2 separate regions of the Homo sapiens genome follow, and region 2 is linked to region 1. A link is a loop called in an ENCODE intact Hi-C map of the cell type or tissue named here. Cell type or tissue: transverse colon. All regions are shown on one strand. Links, peaks and the distances in the headings refer to the core of each region. The heading gives the core; the rest is flanking DNA. Region 1 holds the start of LOC124901005 (a long non-coding RNA gene). Region 2 has its middle 27 kb from the start of LINC01331.

Evidence for each region. A loop is a pair of places that touch in the nucleus more often than their neighbours do. Peaks named below come from ENCODE experiments on the same cell type or tissue, not always from the same donor. Only the 100,000 strongest peaks of a DNase experiment are listed, where the experiment ranks them.
Region 2: it touches region 1 in a loop (2.5-fold over the local background); 17 of 110 quality-filtered maps call a loop at or near these places.

What each region holds. Positions count from the first base shown.
Region 1 is chr5:74,620,339-74,631,111 of GRCh38, reverse strand. ENC1 (ectodermal-neural cortex 1) reads left to right here. Exons shown (of 3, transcript NM_003633.4): 3 at 1,120-3,703. LOC124901005 (a long non-coding RNA gene) reads left to right here and starts at 6,204. Exons shown (of 2, transcript XR_007058822.1): 1 at 6,204-6,861; 2 at 7,018-7,263. RefSeq lists enhancers at 1-203, 5,229-5,728, 5,729-6,230. In transverse colon, for the core only: no CTCF peak of the experiment used is centred there; DNase peaks (open chromatin) are centred at 4,462 and 5,197.
Region 2 is chr5:74,558,648-74,569,420 of GRCh38, reverse strand. No RefSeq gene overlaps it. Among named protein-coding and RNA genes, the nearest start is that of LINC01331, 27 kb to the right of the region's middle. In transverse colon, for the core only: no CTCF peak of the experiment used is centred there; no DNase peak of the experiment used is centred there.

The sequences.
Region 1 (10,773 bases), core at 1,900-9,899:
CTTTTTTCCTGTTTGAATATGCATTGTCTTGAAATTTTATATTATTATAAGATACATTCTTTTGGCCTAATGTTGACATATAGGTTACAAGGAGGTGGAGGTGGGGCAATGACACCGTAGTCTAAGGCATGCCTTGAAAGCTTGAATCACTGTTAGGAAACAGCCAAAAGAAACAACTCATGAAATGAATCAGGCTTCTGAACACACAAAAGCAAAGAATTCAGTGCAAGGTCATGAGTGGCTCCTCCAGAATTCCCTTTGTCTGTACTTAGACTTACAGCAATAGGGATACAAAAGCCCTCTGCACAATTTCCCCAGATGAAATGAGAAATAAATAAATGGGAAGAGTAAGCAGTGTGAGGAAATGCAAGCTCTATGAAATGTGCAGGCTTTGTGGTTACGGCACTTTGAATTGATATTCACACTTGATGTACGTAGATTCTGTAGCACTGGCATGCCGTAGCTGCTGGCACCTACGTGTGGACTGACGAACTTTGAGAATAAACTCCAAACTTGGGCTGTTGAGGCCTGATACATTGTCATGTGAAAGGAAGCGAGACTGATTTCTGCCATAATGGATAACAGAGATGCATTTAAATAAGAGGATTAGTATGTCTGCCTCCTAGATGGTAAAGTTAATTTGGAATCTTTCATGGTACATGGGCCAAGGAGGGTTTGCACAGGAATCTCCCTTCTTTTCACCCCTTAGTGATCACTTTACAGTCGCTCTGTTTAACCACAGAAAGAAATTTTATGAATGTTGGAAGCAGAAGATGGCAACTCCTAATAGCATCTAGACATATAGGTTTGGATTTGAAAGTGTGTATGCTTAGGAAAGAAGTGAAGGTCCTTCTTTAGACACCACTGTTTTTGTCAGGCCAGCCATCTGCATGGATGTGTACGTGCACACGTGTGTGCATTTAAGGCAAGTACTTTAAATATCTTTGCACAGTTCCTACTGAACATGTAAGACCTTTGGAAGCAATATTGTCCAGCTCCATACCAAGTTTAATTTAAAAAAAAATTTTGTGGCTAATAAGAAAAATTTAAAAACTATGGCATCACACAAATCCTTCATGCTTTTTTGTTTTGTTTTTTTTCCTTTTCCTTCTATTTCAGCTCACTCCATCACTCGATGAGATAATATGAGATTTCTACTTCGGAGAGGCCAAGTCTAATGAAGAGAAAAAAAGGAAAAGAAGTTGCAAGACTCGAATAAAATCTGCTGCACCTTGTAAATGCTCTAACTGGACATGAAGGAAAGGGGCGAGGGAGGGGGGTGGGATTTTTGGTGCAAGTAGCACATGGTTTAAATATGAATGAACAAACCTGTGATCTAGTCCTTGTCTTGTAATTGTGGATTAATGTCAATGTTAATCAGCCCCTCAAAGGGAGAGAAAAGCTGGACCTTTTCCCTTGCTGTACCATATTCAGCATTTGATTTCCATGGGCCCCACCATTTATGTGTAGAATTTGAAATGGTTGTCACCTCTCTCTGAGGACAGAGCTTGAAGCCTCCACACCAGCTGCTGCTGGAGATTCAAAGCCCAACTGTGGGTCCGAGAGGGAAGCTGGCTGGGCTGGCTGAAGAATGAAGACCACTGGACTCTCCGTTAATCTCTAAGGGGTCTGCTCCCCAGGAACGTTTCTGAACAATGGGGACTTTGTTGGTAGCCATTTGGTAGATGTTCTTTTCTATTTATAAGTGACTTTAAACTTTCCCTTGGCTGTTAAGAAGTTTGTTATAGATTTAGCTATTTATTGTTCGATGCCTGCATGCTGAAACAATGCCTACAGCTGTCTTCACATGTATGGACGTGTGTGAATGGTTGTACGTTTTGCACATTTTGTGGCTGTTGAGATGTGCTTTGCTGCACAAACATGAAAATTTTTGAGTTACAATTTGGAGCATAACTGGAGGGTGGGTTGGGGAGGGGTGGATTTTTAAAATGTCAAGACAGGGAAGGATGACAAAATGGAAATTTAAATGACATCCTAGAGGTAGAGAAACCGTGGAGATCGCTTTTCTCAGACTCACCAACTTTTAATGGGATTTCATGGGGTTTGGTTGTGCTGATAGGGTAAGGGGAGGCTGCTTTCTGCCCTTCTCCCCACTCCCATCTGATTTACTTAATTCAGTCTCAGCTGCTGAAATTTGGAAAGGACCAAATTGCTTTACAGTTTTTTTCTTTGTGTAGTATCTTGAAATCCTGGAAAATTCTATGGAATAGTTCTGTATATAGGGCACAAGTAAAGGCATTGTCCAAAGTTTATTTATTTATTTATTACCCTAAGAATGCTTTGCCATAACCACATTTAATGGGAAAAACGGCAGTATCACAGATGTAAATTAACTCACCAGATTTACTGGGCCTGAACTCATTCTCTTCTTGCTATATGATTTAGCAAGTTCTAGAAGGTCTCCAAGACAATAATTACATTGGCACAATGTATACTTCAGTGCTCACCCGTAGGCAAATCTCTTTTTAAAAAACTCTTTGGTGCACAAGTAACACATTTGGCCACAAAACACCAAAGAATTGTAGGCAGTGGCCCCTATTGAGAAGTTTTCCGGTAGAGTTGGAAATCAGTTGTGAATACATTCTTTGCTAGTTGGAGTGCTTGTTTACTAAGCATGTGCCGTCGTAGGTATTAGTGCTAGTCTCAGATAGGTGCTTCCCCTGAGGTGCAGGGGAAGACCAAAGTTTGCAACTCGAACTGCTTTCGTCCATGTTTCTCACATTGCTGTATTTTAGAAAATAGGGGTTAAGACTGATAACAACCTTTTACATTGTGACTGTGTTTGCATTGTCTAATGACAGATAAATCCTTAACATTTCTCTCCACCTTAGTACTTTAGACTAATTGTGTTTGTCCGTCCATGCCATGAATGAGTGGGCTGTAGTTGGGCCTAAATAAATGAGCTGTTGGAAGAAAAGAATCACAGTACTTTCCAGCAGTCAGTCCCTGGTTCCTAGATGTGTTCTAAGCAATGCAAATGTCTAATTGTCCCCCAGTGGGCATAGTCAGTGTCGTTTATATTGTAGCAGTTACAGCTCTGTAGTTTATGATGCAAATCTGCCAAGAGAGATGTATGTGTCACTGCATGGCTTCTGAAAGCAGGATGAATTTTCTGCAGCTGTTTCAAAGTTGGGGTCTGTTCTTGAATCCTCTATTAATTACTGTGTGTGAGCCAGAGGGAGCTGTGGTAAGGGTTGGGCCCCCAGCCTGTAGGGAACTTTCTGGACTCCCACTCTTTGAATCGATATAGGCATTTGGTCTCACTACTTGACCATTCTCACCCTGTGAAACGTCCCACACTTTGAAGCAAATACAATTCACAGCACAGTACACACAAAAACCTTGGCATAAGACAGAGAAGGTTCTTCTTATTTTGTGGGCTGGTTGCTGTAGAAACACATAACAAAGGGCAGCCCTCCACTTCTGGTATAATTGTGTAGCCCCTTTTCTTTGGGCTTGACACCTGTCTTGAATAAGAGTGATTAGAGCTGCATAATGTCCCTCTCTTGGCTATTGACCATGTGGTTCACGTACAAAACTCTGTATAAGTTGAAGGAAAATGTTCATGTTCATATGTACTTGTTTGCTATGACTACATTTTGAGGTTTTGTAAAACTGTTATTTTTTTTTTTTTCACAATGTGAAACTGAAGGTCAATAAATTATTAGAGATTTTCTCTTCATTATGTGTGTGGGTCTTCATTTGAATAAGACACAATTTGAGGCATTGTAAACGTGTGCCTTTTCTCGTTTATCCAAAGAAGGATCATTTCAGATATTCCGAACGTGTTTTATTTCACCATTTAGTGATATTTACAAAGGTAATTTTGCATATTAAATAAAACTTCCTGACCATTAGAGTATCTCTTTAAGCAAGACAAAATTCCTCATTTATGGGTTATTCATAGCTGGGAATATAACAAGTCACACACCATGCGATATTAAGACAGCATACTTTATATTGGAATGAATTTAGTTTTTTGAAATCCTCACGTGGGTTATATTTTGACAGAAAGCTGTTAGAGAAGGAGCTGGAGTTCAATCCTCTTTTCATCTGCTGACATCTGCTTTAGAAATCATTTAAAGTGGAAATATATGCATATTATTTCTGTACTGCCACAGAAAAGCACAAGTTTAACCCCTCAGGGATACTTAGTTTGTTCCAAGCTGATGGCTGTCCTAGCTGGCTCTGCATAAGGCCAGTTGAAGCCTCCTGCCCCTACCTCATGATGGCTTCATGTCACACTGAGATGCTCCTTTATCACTTGGGTTGGAACCCTTATTGTTTCAGTGTGCAGAGCAAGGTTGGGCATAACCTTTTCTGGGTAGAAAATAAATATTACCTAATTGGGAACTCTAGGAGAGCTCACAAGTAGGCATAATGCAATTACAGCCTTTGGACTTTGACCAAGATGCCAGAGCAGATGCCTTGGGTTTGACAGGAGGATCATTCGGTTCTGTGCTGTGTGAGGCTGGTCTAGAGCCAAGCCTTTGGGGACCAGTGTCAGCCTTCAGATTCCAAGTGCATGATGTTGAAGACCCGTGGAAACCCTGTTGATGACACCATATGGATGACACCAAATGACAGGGAAGAACGGCGGGTTAGTTAGGAGTTGACGGATGGGATTTAGACTCAGGAAAAAGTCTTGATGTTAATCCCTAGAGGGGTTGAGAATGGTTCCTGTAGACATGATTGTGAACAGATCTTTCATTCTCTGGAGTTGTTTCTCTTTATCATCTCAGTCGGAACATGTAGACAGATTAAAAAGATACTTCAAATTCTTAATTTTCATTCATTTGGAAATTTCATTTCATTTAGATAGATCACACCAAACAGTAGCTATGGTAATAAAAATCTGGCCACAGTAGGCAAACGGGTTGGAGGTCGGCAGTCCAGGGCCGGGACAGCACCCCCATGAGGCCATCAGGCCTCATGCTTGCAGGATGGCAGCTGCATCTCATGGCATCTCATCTGCTTTCCAGGCAGCAAAAGTGGGGCAGACAAAGGGGAAAGGGCTCAGGCCAGAGGACATTCTCCCTTTTACTTTGAATAGTAATAGTTTACCCAAAAGGCTCACCGGGAGACTTACACTTACCTCTCAGTAGCCAGAACTGGGACATGTGAACTTCCCAAGATATAAGAGAGCTTGGGGAGGGCAGAACTTTTATCTGGCACACTGCCACCCCACAGCAATGTGATTTAATTAGTAAGGAACAAAGGGAGAGCAGACGTTGGAGGGGGAAATACACAGATTATTCTCTGCAGTTGGTAGGCTTATCTACTACAGCAATGGTTCCCAGCCTTTTTGGCACCAGGAACTGGTGTTGTGGAAGACAGCTTTTCCATGGATGGGGACTGGGCCTGGAGGCGGCAGGGATGTTTTTGGGATAAAACTGTTTCACCTCAGATCATCAGGCATCAGATCAATCTTGTCCAACCTGTGGCCCAGGATGACTTTGAATGCAGCCCAACACAAATTCATAACCTTAAATTATTTGTGATTTTTTTTAGCTCATTAGCTATTATTAGTGTCTTTTATGTGTGGCCCAAGACAATTCTTCTTCTAATGTGGCCCAGGGAAACCAAAAGATTGGACATTCCTACACTAGATTTTCATAAGGAGTACAAAATCTAGATCCCTCACATCTGCTGTTCACAATAGGGTTCCAGCTCCTATGAGAATCTACTGCCCCCTCTTCCCCGGCTCCGCTGATCTGACAGGAGGCGGAGCTCAGGCAGTAATGCTCACTAGCCAAAGGCTCACCTCCTGCTGTGCCGCCCACTTCCTAACAGACCACGGGCACTGGGCCATGGCCCAGGGGCTAAGGACCCCTGTACTACAGGGAATCATCAAAGAGTCATTGTAAACTATAGCCCCATTCATTAAGTGATGAGCTGAGATTGTGCTAAGGACCTGCTTTACAGTCATCTCATTTAATCCTCATGACAAATTGAGGTAAATATAGCGAGATTTCTAAACGTCTCTGAGCCATAGATACTCGATCTGTAAAATAAGCATGACTAACATTCTTTCTAATAGAAAAATTTAATAATATAAGAAATTTAAGAGTAAATACCAGGCTCAGTGCCTGGCACATAGTAGGTCCTCAGTAATTTTTAGTTGCCATTTTGAAACATTATGGGGAGAGATACATACATAAAAATCTGAGTGCTTATTCTATGCCAGGGACTGAGTTAAGGGTTTGCAAGCCTCTCACCTTGCTCATCCCCCCGGCAACCCTGTGAGAGCAGGTGCTATTATTACTCTCATTTTGGAGATGAAGAAACAGGTCTTGAGAGATTATGTAACTTGCCCAAGGGAGTGGTGGAGGTGGATTTCAAGACACACTCTGACCTGCTCCTCCAGGTCCAGGAATGTAGAGGAAGGTGATTCACAGGGCTGAGCCTGACTGTGAGAAACCCAGGGCTGCCCTGCATTCCATCGTGCCTGGAACACATGACTCTGTAAGGTGGTCCGAGGAGACCTGCCGCTGGTGAGCCTTGCCCTGGACATGAGGACTGAAGAAGCCAGTGGAAAGAGTTGATTGAGACTCAAAATGTTCCTTGACAGCCAGTTTCAGAAGATAAGTTGTAGAGAATTTAAAAATGAACGGGGGCTCCTGGGTGGTTGTTACACTTGATCATTCATTGAGCTGTACACGGATGCTTTTTGTGCTATTCTGTTTGTAAAATGTTTATTGACTAAATGATTGAATATACCCATGGATAATGGCCAGACCGTGTATGAAAATGGAACTCTGACCCACAATCTGCAGCAACCAGCCCAGGAAACCAACACATTGTCTATGGTGATCAGCCCAGGAAGCCAGCCTGCTCTCCGTAAGTCAGACCTGTAGGAAGTTAGACCACTATCTCTGGCAACTGGTTTAGAAAGCCAGATCATAATGCCTATATTATTCACAGTCAGCCCCAAATGGCCAGGACTTGACCAATAACTGACTACTTCCCTGATTTTTGTCCTTGCTTCTAACTAAGGACCAGCCAGAGAAAGCCAAATATGCACCCCTACTCAGACACCACAGGATGCCCACTTCTGGTTGGCCCACTTGCAGCTTCCCCATGCCAACGGCCTCCAATCAAACCTGAAGACATCCCTTTTTTCCCCACAATGAAACTTTCCCTTTTCTTTGTCTTCCTTTGAGTCTCTGCCAAAATGCAAGTGACGGTGGCTGACTCTCTTGCTATATAGCAAGCTCTGAATAAATAGCCTTTGCTTGTTCACATTTGGCTGGTCATTGTTTATTTCCACAGACAAATGTTTGCTCGATAAAATAATTAAATGTTTCAATAAAAAGGTTCACAAAAATGAAGTGGGGACCAACATTGTGGGTTCTAGGCAAGCTGGGTTTTCAGAAGGTTGCTGTTATCCTCCTGACTGTCTGAGTAAATAAAATGTACACAGTGCATATAGCACGAGAAAAATGGATTTTGAGTTAATGGGGTTGAGATTAGGGAGTCTGGTTTGCAAAAGGAGAACAGTTGCTTTGTTTGGGAATATTTTGAATAAAGTGAGAACACTTAAATAAGTTTTACAGCCATATTCATGGTGCACATGAATGTATGAATAAAAGCAAAAACTTAGCAGTTAATTCCTGGTCTTGCCTGTCACAAATCTTAAGTGCTTTGCCTGTCTGACACATACTCAGACTAAGCCATCTGTCCTGCATTTGAATTTAATCGTAGACAATGAATTTTAAAGCTCTGTTATATGTCAGACATTGGACAACTAGGTGCAAGACCTAACTTTCAGAGGGAAAAAAATGTATATTGAGGCATGACGATGAATTAAAAGCAATTTGACTAAGTAAATTATAAATCTACCATAATCTTGTCCAGCTCTGCTTACAGCCCAGCTCGCTTTGTGAGTCCTGGGGAAACCAAATGAGACAAAGTTTCTGTCTTTCTCTCTCTGGTCCTGTTTCCTTGGCAACCATAATCTTTATCTCTGCAAAGATGGGGGACTGCAGCAAGAAAAGGCAGTTGGAATTTCAGCAAAGACTCTCACTAACCTTTTTCTTGTGTTATCAGATGATTTGTTTTGTTATGAAAAGTTATTTTACACCCGCTTTTTAGATAACGTGGAGAGTGTTTATTGGATATTCTAGAAAGGCTGTGAGGATTTTTTTGTCCATGAGATATGCTAATATTGTATCCACAAAGAAGATGAAATCAGCCCTTTGGTAGACACAAACTAGGCACCTGCAAAGTGGGAACTAAAATCTCTCTCTCTCTCTCTGTCTCTCTGAGGCTCTAAAGAACACATATGAAAACTCTAAATTGCAAATACACCTGCCCCACTCACCCACCCACATACATTCTGGCCAAGGCATTGCTGCCAGAAGAACCATTTGCAGAGAACAAATTTTGTAATTTTGAAATAATTTCTATACTCTGAGGAGAAGTGTGGGGAAGGGCAACCCACCCCTACAGAGAAGGAAAGGAGAAAGGAAAAGCAGAAGACAACCTTGCCGGAATGTTTCTGGTAGTGGTGGCCTCTTCACAGCCCTTTCTGGTACTTCCAGAGGGTCCACCTATTCAAGAGATGGGGGGGGCCAATCAGCAGCCTTTTTCAAAACGGGAATACCTAAACTGCATTTTGAGGGCTGTTAGTCATTCACACATTCGTATGAATCAGGTCCATCTGAAGGGTGGGTGGGGGGTTGGGAGTGGGGCTCAGACCTAGGGGAATCCCAGGAATTAGGAGGCTTGGAGGTGTGGGAGAAGAATGAGAAAGGCAAATTTTTACTTCAAAGTGTTATGGTTAGAGAGGGGAAGAAATGAATAGGCAGAGCACAGAGGATTTTTAGGGCAGTGAAACTATTCTTACGATACTATAATGAGTAATGCCTGCCATTAAACATTTGTCAAAACCCATAGAATGTGCAACACCAAGACTGAACCCTAATTAAATTGCAGACTTTGGGTGATAATGATGTGTCAGTAGGAGCCTAAGAAATGCAGGTTGTAACAAATGTACCACTCTGGGCTGGGATGTTGATAGGAGAGGGAGGTTGTGCCTGTCTGGAGCTTCGAGGTATTTGGGAACTCTGCACTTTTTGCTCAATTTTGCTGTGAACCTAAAGCTACTCTTAAAAATTAAAGCCTATAATGCTCTCCTCTCCCCAAAACACCCTACAAAAACGTTAGAAACAAAAGGAGTCTTTTAGGGTTGTCAGATAAATTGTTTAATAAAGCATAGAGTATATTTTTTTTAATGTTACCTTGAATGAACATCAGGTACTGGAAAGAAAGAAAAGTCTTTCTCTCTGCAATATTGTCAAATATACATTTGGTCCCCTTCTTACATACAGCTCCTAAAATCCTTGGAATTGCCAGAGCGATGGGTGTCTTTTGTATGCTAATAAGATGACTGGTGGCCGGGGGCGGGGGGCGGGGGGGGGGCCCTAGTTAGCTTCAAGGTGAGAGCTGCATAGGCATGATTAGAGGACTGAGATTTTTAGCTCCTCCAACTGTGTGGGATGCCAGGACTGAAAGTTACGTTGATCACCAATGATTAAGGATGTAATCAATCATGCTTATGTAATGAAGCTTCCATAAAAACCCAAAAAGGGCTGGGCTTGAGAGCTTCTGGATAGCTGACCACATGGAGGTTTCTGGAGGGTGATGCATCCAGGGAGGGGATGGAAGCTCCTTGTCTCTTCCCATATATCTCACCCTATGCTTCTCTTCATCTGTATCCTTCCTACTGTACTTATAATAAACCAGTAAACATAAGTAAAGTGTTTCTGTGTCCTGTGGGCAGCTGTAAGTAACAAAGTACCAAACTCAATTAGGAAGCTGTGGGAACCCTGTTTTCCAGTCAGTTGGACAGTGGTGACAGGCATCTGAAGCAAGGGCAGTCTTGTGGGACCACACTCTCAGCCTTTGGGATCTGACACTATTGGTATGGACAGGAGACAGAAATACTGGGTAGAAGAGGGCAGTTCCCCGACAAAGGCCCCACCCTGAAGCCTGGAAACCCGTGGCCCTAAATGAAAGCAGGCATTCCTCTTTTTGCGCCGAAATGTTGCCTTTTGGCCTGCCACACCCCTCTATCCTGTACCCATATACACTCCAAATTCCAGGCTCCACAAACACATGAGCAGATGAACAGAAGAGCAGAGGAGCAGAAGAGCGGCATGGCAGAGAAGGAGAGAAGAGAAGGAACGCCTGAATGTCGACAGGAGATTGGCTGGGGACAGTTGGAGGGGAGATCAGCCACAGGATGGCCAAATTCCAGGGGAAGATCATCTTCCTACTCCATCCTCTTTCCAGCTCCCCATCCATCCCGCTGAGAGCCAACTCCATCACTCACTAAAATCCCCCGCATTTAACATCCTTCAATTTGTCCGTGTGACCGGATTCTTCCTGGACACCAGACAAGATCCCAGCTACCAACAGGGCACTGAGCTAGTTAACACTTAAGCTGTCTGTGGATGGCAGAACTAAAAGAGCACTGTAGCATGCCCACTAGGGCTTTGGGAGTTGCAGGCTCTCACCTCCAGATGCTACTTTGGGGCTGGAGCCCAAAAGCACTTGCCCCAGCTGCTGCACCTGCCCATCTGCATGCTACCCCTCCTTTAAGGGATTTGAGCACTTGGCGGCTTGCTGAACAGATGAGCCATACCCCTGTCGCACATCCTGCTGGGGGCGGTGGGGGGAGTTGGGGGGCAGGGGGAGTGGTCAGGCAACTCACCTGTCTCACTATCTCCATGTAGCTTGTGTCAGATT
Region 2 (10,773 bases), core at 864-8,863, 61 kb after region 1:
AGAAGACCTCAAACTATAAAAATCCTACAAGAGGCCGGGCGCGGTGGCTCATGCATGTAATCCCAGTGCTTTGGGAGGCTGAGGTGGGAGGATCACAGGGTCAGGAGCTTGAGACCAGTCTGGCCAATGTGGTGAAACCCCACCTCCACTAAAAATACAAAAATTACCCAGGCGTGGTGGCGGGCGCCTGTAGTCCCAGCTACTTGGGAGGCTGAGGCAGGAGAATCACTTGAACCCGGGAGGCGGAGGTTGCAGTGAGCCGAGATCATGCCACTGAACTCCAGCCTGGGCAACAGAGAGAGACTCCGTCTCAAAAAAAAAAAAAAAAAAAAAAAAGAATCCTAGAAGAAATCCTAGAAACACTCTGGATATTGGATATGGAAAGAATGTATGATTAAGTTCTGCACAGCAATTGCAACAAACCAAAAACTGACAAATGGAACCTAATTAAAGAACTTCTGCACAGCAAAAGAAACAACAAACAAGGTAAACAGACAACATACAGAATAGCAGAAAATATTTACAAACTATGCATCTAACAAAGGCCTAATATTTATGGAGCTTAAACAATTGAGCAAGCAAAAAATAAATGACCCGATTAAAAAGGGGCAAAAGACATGAACAGATACTTCTAAAAAGAAGACATGCAAGCAGCTAACAAACATATTAAAAAATGCTCGATGCTCGATATCACTAATCATCAGAGAAATGCAAATCAAAACCACAGTAAGATACCATCTTACATCAGTCGGAATGGCTATTATTAAAACGTCAAGAAACAACAGATGTTGGTGAGGCTGTGGAGAAAAGGGAACACTTACACACACTATTTGTGAGAATGTAAATTGATTCATCCACCATGCAAAGTGGCTTGAAGATTTCCCAAGGAACTTAAAACAGAACTACCATTGGACTCGGCAATCCCATTACTGGGTATATATCTAAAAGAAAACAAATTGTCCTGCAGAAAGGACATGTGCACTTGTTTGTTCATCGCAGCACTATTCACAATAGCAAAGACATTGAATTAACGTAGGTACACATTCAGTGGCAGGTTGGATAAAGAAAATGTAGTATATATATATATATATATATATATACATACCATGGAATAGCATGCAGCTGTACAAAAGAACAAACTCACTCCTTTGCAGCAACATGGATGCAGCTGGAGGCTATTATACTAAGTGAATTAACCCAGGAACATAAAAACAAACACTGCACGTTCTCACTTATAAGCGGGAGCTAAGCACTGGGTACTCCTGGACATAAAGATGGGAACAACAGACACTGCAGACCACTAGAGCAGGGAGGGAGTGGGGAAGAAAGGGTTGGAAAACTACTGGGTACTATGCTCAGTACCTGGGTGATGGGATCACTTGTATCCTAAACCTCAGCATCACACAACATACCCAGATAGCAACCCTGCACATGTACCCACTGGATCTAAAATAAAAGCTGGAAAAAAAAAAGCATCAAAAGGCATAGGAAACCATAATGTTTGAGATCGATGACAGACCAAAATGCCTTAATAAGTCACTTGATTCAGGCCTCACTCAGCTCCAAGTCATTTCCATTTAATGGCTGCTCCGAGGCCTGTGCAAAGTTGTTCTCTGGTCTCAGTCCAGTCATTGGTGGTCAACTCTCCATGACCAATGGCCTTATTGTTTCACTGTGATGTGTTGGCTGCTGAGCTGTGTCAAATCTGCTTTCCTATTTCTCCTGTAAATATGAGCTCAGGTATTGCACTGTGGTTGTGGGGAGAAGTTTAGGAGCGGAAAGGACATTTTAAAATGTAAAATTACTATTGGCTATTGCTTGTTTTTTGCTCCAGGGGACCAGAAAAACAAGCTCAACCAGTGTCAAACTCCAAGAAGTCTATGAAGCTGCATGTTAATGGCTCAGGCTGGTTGTAATAAATTGCCAGGAACGGGGCATTTCCAGGTTGTTGTGGATTGTGAGGGAGAATGGCATTTTCACAGGCTCCTGATTATTCTGAAATGGAGTGTTTTCAGACATGCTAAGGAAACACACAACTGCACTTTCTACAGGCTAATCTTTCCACAAGAGTGTCTAGTGTTATGGCTGGAGATGTTTTGTCTTAATTGCTGTGATGGTTTTTTGATCGGTGAACTTTCTCTTTTTTCTTTTTCTCCAGTTTCATAGCCCAGTTTACTAGTTCACTTCCTATTGCACATTCACCCTTTCAAATGCAGTTTCAGATGATTGGCATTTTGTCTTGATCAAAGCTAAGAAGGATTTTGTTTGCTCTGTTTCCCAGTTACAAGTCAATGGGGTAATTTTTAGGAGATAATAGAGAACCAGCCAGATACACAGTTCTTCACTTAATTGGAGACCAGGAACCCAACTGTGTGGACCCCAGGAAGTCCCAGTGCAGGAATTATTAAAAGAATATGAATTTAGATGATAAACCCAAAACAGACTGATACAGCTTATTTCAGGGCTGGTCTATTCTTTCTGAAAGCAGAACTTCATCTAGTAACAAGTAAAAATCAAGTAAAATGCAGAGTAGATTTTTTCCATTTGTTTCTCCACTTTCATTTTCTCTGGAGTCAGTGACCTGTGGGCTCCTTTATGATCCTTGAGTTGGAGGGACCCAGGGGCCACAGTCCTGGTGCCCTCCTCCTCTCAAGAAAATCTCTCAGGTCAATAACCTTTTATTTCTGACCTTTTAACCGGCTCTAGTGGGCCATGAAAACCTAAATGCCATTTCTTTCAGATTCTTGGGAAGCTCCAAGTCTCTTGAATCCAATTCTCTAGGGGAGTTTTACACCCATATATTCAGGTCATTGATCCTGCAATAACAGCCCCAAGTCATTTGTGCAAGTCACTTCTCCAGGGAAGGAAAAGCTGCTGCTGAATAGCATCAAGGGTGATGTCACTAGATAGCTATAGTCCTCTCCAAAGTCATGAAGCTCTCATTTCTAGGCGCTGGGAGACTTGGAGAAGCATTACTAATAGGATGCAGATTGCCGTCTTGGTGGAAAAGCTTGAAAGACGGATCAACAAGACAAGTTGCTGCTTATTCTGAGATGTATTGAAATTTTTATCCAGAGATCCTGTGGGCAGCACGTGGGTCTTAAAATAAGAAAGCAGATAGCACCTGTTTTCCAATGTGCTTCTGGTGCCCACGTTTTGACTTGACATGATTTGGATAGAAACATTCCAGGCAATGACAATGGCTTGCCAGAAATATTTGAATACAACTTGAAGTTTCTGCACAAGGCTGACCTGCAAAACAGTAAGAGTAGAAGTCAAACTGGGGAAGTATGGATCTGCTCTTCTCTAAGGAACCTTGAAGGCCCACCCTAGGCAGGAGGTCTTTTCTATAAGACTTGATTAAATCACCAGTCATGTCATTTTTAGCGAATTAAGTATCCTTTTTCCAATTAGGAAACTGATATTTTACTTAAACAATTCTGGAGACCTTGGTTGAGGGTCAACCAATACCTGGACTCTAGCCCTGGCTGTGTCAGGGTTTAGCTGTACAATATTGGACTTTTAAGTTCACTTTCTCATAATTTCTGCAACTGGGCAATGGGAACATCATTATCAGCGTGCCTATTTCATAGGGCTGTTGTAGCAACCACGTAATATTATGCTCATTTTGTCCTTAGAATTTATTCAAACTTTTCTTGACAATGCCCTGGGGAAATGAGTTTCAAAAGTAGGCTACTCACCATATAAGTAATACTTCTTCACCCCTCTGCCAATTTTAGGGAGGGCGTAAGGTAGGAGGGTGGCAAAGCTTAAATTTGTGTTTTGCAGGCCTTAGTGTGAACTTGATACAGAATGTCTCTTTATCATTTTATTTATCAAGAAGGGTTATTTTTTAAAATATGAGATTTTACAGCTGAATGGCTGAAAAATAAGCTGATGAATATAAACTTTATAATTTAACAGTTACCTCCGTGTTTATAGCATCCATCGTACTTTTATTTTATTCCACACCAGGATACTGAATGAAGAGTTTAGAGTTTATGAAAACCTTATGGAAATCGTTCATCTTCCCTAATGCATGTTGGCTACCCTGCTGTGTGAGATGTGACTTCAGTTCTTTGCTTCCACTTTATAAACATAAGAGAACCAGAAAATTATTTAGTAAAGGCATTATTAGCAGGAGAGCAGTGATTTTGGCTGAATCACTGCTGGGCTTGGCAAGTTAATTTTTGCCTGCATGGTAGGTAGGTTCATATTTAGTAAATGATTTGTGGCTCTCAACAAGTGAGGGGTTATTGTTAATTTGACCAGACTGTTAAACCTCATTTCATTAAAATATGTAGTCCTCTGATTCCCTTAAATCTTTGCCTCAGGCTTTTCTTCTATGCCAAACAAAATGGTTGCTTCCGTTGTTGAAATGACTGGTAAATGCCAAAAGGATTCTCCTGCTGTAAAATGACATTGCAGTTAGATATAGTATTTTCATCTAATTTAGGTTATACTATTTCATTAAATTTCTTAAGAACTCTTTACAAATAAATCTATATTTAAATATGTCAATAATCCACACATTTTTTTGTAAAATATTAAAACAACACTGAAAATCAAAGCTCTCTTGCCAAATTGTCCCATTCTCCTTTCTCCAGTGACTCAGACCCACTTTCCCCCTTTTTTTTTTTTTTTTGAGACAGAGTCTCACTCAGTCGCCCAGGCTGAAGTGCAATGGGGCGATCTCGGCTCACTGCAACCTCCACCTCCCAGGTTCAAGCAATTCTCCTGCCTCAGCCTCCAGAGTAGCTGAGATTACAGGCACCCACCACCATGCCCAGCTGATTTTTGTATTTTTAGTAGAGACGGGATTTCACCATATTGGCCAGGCTGGTCTCGAACTCCTGACCTCAGGTGATTCACCTGCCTTGGCCTCCCAAAGTGCTGGGATTATAGGCATAAGCCACCGTGCCCAGTCTCCTTTCTTTTCTCTATGCATTTACATTTATATGTGTATATGTGCATATAAAAAAGTATATTTTGTTTTTGTTTTGGTATGTGTGTATATATTTTGGCATACATGGGGTTATATTTGCTTTTCAACTTGCTCTTTATTCCCTGAATATGTCTTAGAGATCTTTCCAAGTTTCTACCTGAGGATCTGTATCATTTTTTAAAACTACTACTTGGTATTCTAAAATATAGGAGTATAATTTATTATGGTTTCATAGACTTCTTCCAATTTTGTTTATCATTAGAAACAATACTACAATGAATATACTTACACAGGCCAAATTTATAAGTGGAATTTTTGGGTAGAAGGGTATGAAGATTTTTATTTTCTAGAACCAAGGGAAAGGTAGTAGTAAGTTACATGTGGGTTATGGTGTATCTATTTTGTTTGTGATAAAAGATATTTTGGTTTCTATTTCTATTTTCATAGTCTTTTCCTCCTAAGTCCCCTTTAGAAGCTATACCTGTCCTCATCTGTAGTTGAAGAATACGCTATTACTCAAAATAATTCTATCCCAGGAGCACATAGGTTACAAGGCCTTGGACACCAAACAATGCACAGAGACACCCAAATGAATAGTCCTTTGGAAAGAAAGCTGCTTTGCATAAAATTACCCTGGACTTGGAGAAAGCCAGAGAATGTTTTGTTCTCCCCATTATGAGTTGGCAGAGGTGGCTGAGGACAAGGCAATGGGGGAGGTAGATCATGTATATAATCTTTTCAGAAGCTAATGGGGCCTGGGTGATGAAAGGCCTAGCTTCTGGGTAGAATGAAGGCCCTACTCAGAGGACAGTGTTTTGTGGTCTCCATGCCCCTTGTATGGTTTTGTGGCCTCCGTGCCCCAGAGTGAGGCACCTAAGTCTCCTGGTGCCAGCCAAGTGGGCACTGTGGCCACAGACTTTCTCTTTGAGAAAAAAGGAATGCAATGTTAAGGTGAGTCCTTTCTCTCCTTTCCAGTGGAATATTTAAATTACGTTCATCTTTGATAAGAACATTTCTGGCAATATAGTGGGTCAGTGGAACCCATATTTCTAAGTAGAAAGCATAATAGATAAATCCAAAGCAAGATAATATGCAATTATCTATTTTTAATTATAATTATGCAGTTATCTATTTGCATAATAGATAAATCGAAAGCAAGGTTGAGAGTGTATAAGGTAAAAATGGTAAAATCAAGACAACTGATGATATATATAATTGTGGTTGGGCATGGTGGCTCATACCTGTAATCCCAGCACTTTGGGAGGCTGAGGCAGGCATATCACCTGAGGTCAGGAGTTCGAGACTGGCTTGACCAACATGGTAAAACCCTGTCTCTACAAAAAATACAAAATTAGCTGGGGATGATGGCACATGCCTGTAATCCCAGCTACTCGGGAGGCTGAGGCAGGAGAATCGCTTGAACTCGGAAGGCGAAGATTGCAGTGAGCTAAGATCGTGCCATTGCACTCCAGCCTGGGCAACAAGAGTGAGACTCCGTCTCAAAATAATAATAATAATAATAATAATAATAATAATAATAATAATAATAATAATAATAATTGTTATTATTATTATACTAGCTCACATGCATTGAACATATACCATGAACCAGGCACTGTGTATTATTGCTTCATAGCTCATTTAATCCTCCCAGCAACCTTATTATCACATTTTATAGGCAAAGAAACTTGTGCTCAGAGAGGATGCAGAACCAGATCAAGGTCACATGGCTGGTGAGTGGTGGAGTCAGGCTTTGTATCCAGAGCATAAGCTCTTAACCATTACTGTGATTATAATTCTCTACACTCTTGCCTCACGGTGTTCTTTTTAAATTTTATAATTTTAATTTTTTATTTCCATAGGTTTTTGGAGAATAGATGGTGTTTGGTTACATAAGTAAGTTCTTTAGTGGTGATTTCTGAGATTTTGGTGCACCCATCACCAAAGCAGTATATACTGTTCCCAATTTGCAGTCTTTTATCCCTCCCCCTTGTCCCACCCTTTCCCCTGAGTCCCCGGAGTCTATTGTATCATGCTTATGCCTTTGCATCGTCATAGCTTTTAGCTCCCACTTATGAGTGAAGACATATGATGTCTGGTTTTCCATTCCTGAGTTACTTCACTTAGAATAATGGTCTCCTATTGCATCCAGGTCACTGTGAATGCCATTATTTCGTTCCTTTTCATGGCTCAGGAGCATTCCGTGGTTTGTATATACCACAATTTTTCTATCCACTTGATTGATGGCCATTTGGGCTGGTTCCAAATTTTTGCAATTGCAAATTGTGCTGCTATAAAAATGCGTGTGCAAGTATGTTTTTTGTATAGTGATTTCTTTTCCTTTGGGTAGACACCCAGTAGTGGTAGCTCTACTTTTAGTTCTTTAAGGAATCTCCACACTGTTTTCCCTAGCGGTTGCACTAATTTACATTCCCACAGCAGTGTAAAAGTGTTCCCTTTTTACCACATGCCCGCAAAACATCTCTTATTTTTTGATTTTTTGATTATGGCCATTCTTGAAGGAGTGAGGTGATATCATATGGTGGTTTTGATTTGCATTTCTCTGATCATTAGTGTTGCGCATTTTTTCATATGTTTGTTGGTCATTTGTGTCTTCTTTTGAGAATTGTCTATTCTTATTTGGTGTTCTGAGAGAGAAAGTTTTTCTTTTCTCTTTTTTTGAGATGGAGTTTTGCTCTTGTCACTCAGGCTGGAGTGCAATGGCGCAATCTCGGCTCACTGCAACCTCCTTCTTCCAGGTTCAAGTGATTCCCCTGCCTCAACCTCCTGAGTAGCTGGGATTACAGGCACCCGGCACCATGCCTGCCTAATTTTTGTATTTTTAGTAGAGACAGAGTTTCACCATGTTGGCCAGGCTGGTCTTGAACTCCTGACCTCAAGTGATCCATCTGCCTCGTCCTCCCAAAATGCTGGGATTATAGGTGTGAGCCACTGAACCTGGCCGAAAGTTTTTTCTACATAGATTGTTCGTGTACCTCAAATTCCTGACTTCTTTCTCAGCAGGATGATCTGGGGTGTACCTAAAGTTCTCCAGGCTGTAAACTCAAGGGAAGGACAAACCAGCTCTGGTCAAGTAGCAGATGAATTCCTTTAGAGGAGAAAGATGATTTCCCAAGCTGTAATACCTTAATAAAAATATTCCTCAAGTCCAACCCTCTTAGCAACAACTTTATTCATCAAGCAAGCTTCTGCTATTATTATTATTATTATTATTATTGTTGTTGTTGTTTTTGAGACAGAGTCTCACTCTGTTGCCCAGGCTGTAATGTAGTGGCACGATCTCAATGATCTTGGCTCACTGCAACCTCCATCTCCTGGGTTCAAGGATTCTCGTGCCTCAGGCTCCCAAGTAGCTGGGTTTACAGGTGCATGCCACCACACATGGTTAATTTTTGTATTTTTAGTAGAAATGTGGTTTTGCCATGTTGGCCAGGCTGGTCTTGAACTCCTGGTCTCAAGTGATCTGCCCGTCTTGATCTCCCAAATTGCTGGGATTACAGGCGTGAACCACCATGCCTGGCCTCCTGCTATTATTTTGATTTTCCTGCTGGGAACAGAAGGCTCTATGAGGTTAACATGAGAAGTCTGGTCAAATGGCCATTATGTTTATTCCTAAAGTAATACACTAGAATTTTGGATTGCTGGCCAATCTCCTGTGATTTTGGTGAATATGACATAGAGAGCATTCAGAGCAAGGAGAGAAGGAGGAAAGGGGTGTAGAGGAACACACTTTTCTCCTTGACCTGAGACATAAGACGACTGGTAGCCAGAGTCTTCCTGGTCTTGAAGAGAACCTGCTGTCTATGGGCCTGGGGGCTGCTCTCTTTCCCTGGGAGCTGTTGGCCACTCTCATTCTATAGACTGGACTTGGAGAGTGACTCTGCATTCATTTACCAGCTTGTGCTTCAGTTTCATGTGTACTTCAATTGACTTCCATTTCTTTCTACCCACTACTTTGACTCCCTTTGATCTCTTACTATTCTCAGAGAACCTGAGTAATCACATATAAAAATAAAATTTCTGCTCATGGGGATGCCACATTTAGATGTGGGGGCTGTGAATGACTGACAGCTGTAGGCCATTTTAAGGGCCACAGCATCCACTGCTCATTTGTAAAAACTTACTTTCCTGCCAGTTTCCTGCCAGAACCAATGCAAATCAAAGTGTCAGTTTCTTGACTAAAATAACATTTTTTTTCCTTCTGCAAAAAGATGGAGTCAGCCAGACCCTTCTTATGCCCTTGGGGAGATGGAATAGCAGCGTGCCCTTCAACACGGCAGAAAGAGATAATTACTCCTCCTCCCAGCCCCAGCCCCTCCTGGATTCTGTGCTTGACTGTGCCCAAGACTGAGTGGAGCAGAGACCCACGCTGGCAGCCCCTGGGGGCACACGCTCCAGGTCTACATGGGAGCCTTGAACTCCGAGCAGAAGGGCTCCAGCTGCACATTATTGGAAAAGGCCAGGGCTCTGGTCAGAGTGACACAACCTCTTACTCCTCTCCTTACATTCCCATGACACCCCTCCAACACACATACACACATATGTACACATGCACACACACTCACATGTGCACACACATACATGCACACACATTCACAATACAAACAGATATACAAATACACACTCACATGCATGTGCCCCTCCACATACACACTCTCACACACCTTTGTGCACACATATATACACATGTACACATACAAACACTACTCTAAATAAGACTCAAGGCCGCATTTGTGCTGATTTTCCTTTGTACTCTAGGTAAACCTATACAACCTGACTTCATTTAGGTGCAAGGAACATAAACAGCCTGGAATTTATCTTCTTAGTTGTACCTTCAGGTTATTAAACATCTTTCAAGCAGATGCCAATGTTGAATCACATTCACCAAAAAAAAGTCAAAAAATTGAAAAACAAAAAACATATTTTTTTCAGTATGAGAAAAACTTTCTGGTTTAATTCAATTCCTTCCCCCTCGCCCCACCCTCATTTGTCACAAGTTTTATCACAAGTTCAAAAAAGAAGGCATGACTATGTTTAATCTTTCAGATGACCGTTTTCTTGTAATTCCTTCAAGCCTTAACAATTTTCCATTATGTCTTCCTTACCAAGATAAATGAAGGTGTATAACAAGCCTACAGGGCTTGAGAAGTCTGGGAGGTGAGAGAGAGTGGGGTGAGAGAAAACTAGAACCAAGCTGAACACACAGGCTAACCTAGTGCCTTGTCTTAGATTTAACAGCTGGTCACCATGATTTACAAGTCAAGATCTCATTCCTTGCATCTTATATCCCTAAGACATGAGGAATGGAAGGAATGAAAATGTCACTTATTTCTTACCTCAATGACTTATAGATTTTTAAGGAGTTTCTCTTGGACCTCAGAGCAAGTTGCCCCTGACAGATGACTTTGCTACTGTATTTGATTTCACATTCCCACTAAAGAGTGCCAAGCAAAATCTGTTACGTTTTAAATTGCCATATAATTTCTGCCCCCTTCCCTCCACTCCACCAATACGCCAAACTAAAAAATAAATCATGCCAAAGTCTTTTAACCACACTCTTTAAATTGAAACAAGCATAAGGGACATTTGTCAAGCAGACATCTGGGCCCATGGTTTAGGAAGAACTTTACCAGGTAATGTCCAATTTTCCTTGACAAATCACGGAGTCCAGCCCATTTGAGAGAGCATTCCAGGGCGATTTGAGGTGGCTACAGCGCTTCCTTTTGCATCTGATATAGACAAACGACCTGCGAGAACGCAAAGGGCTTTTAAAACGATCTAGTCATCCGCCGGGTCAATTGAATCAT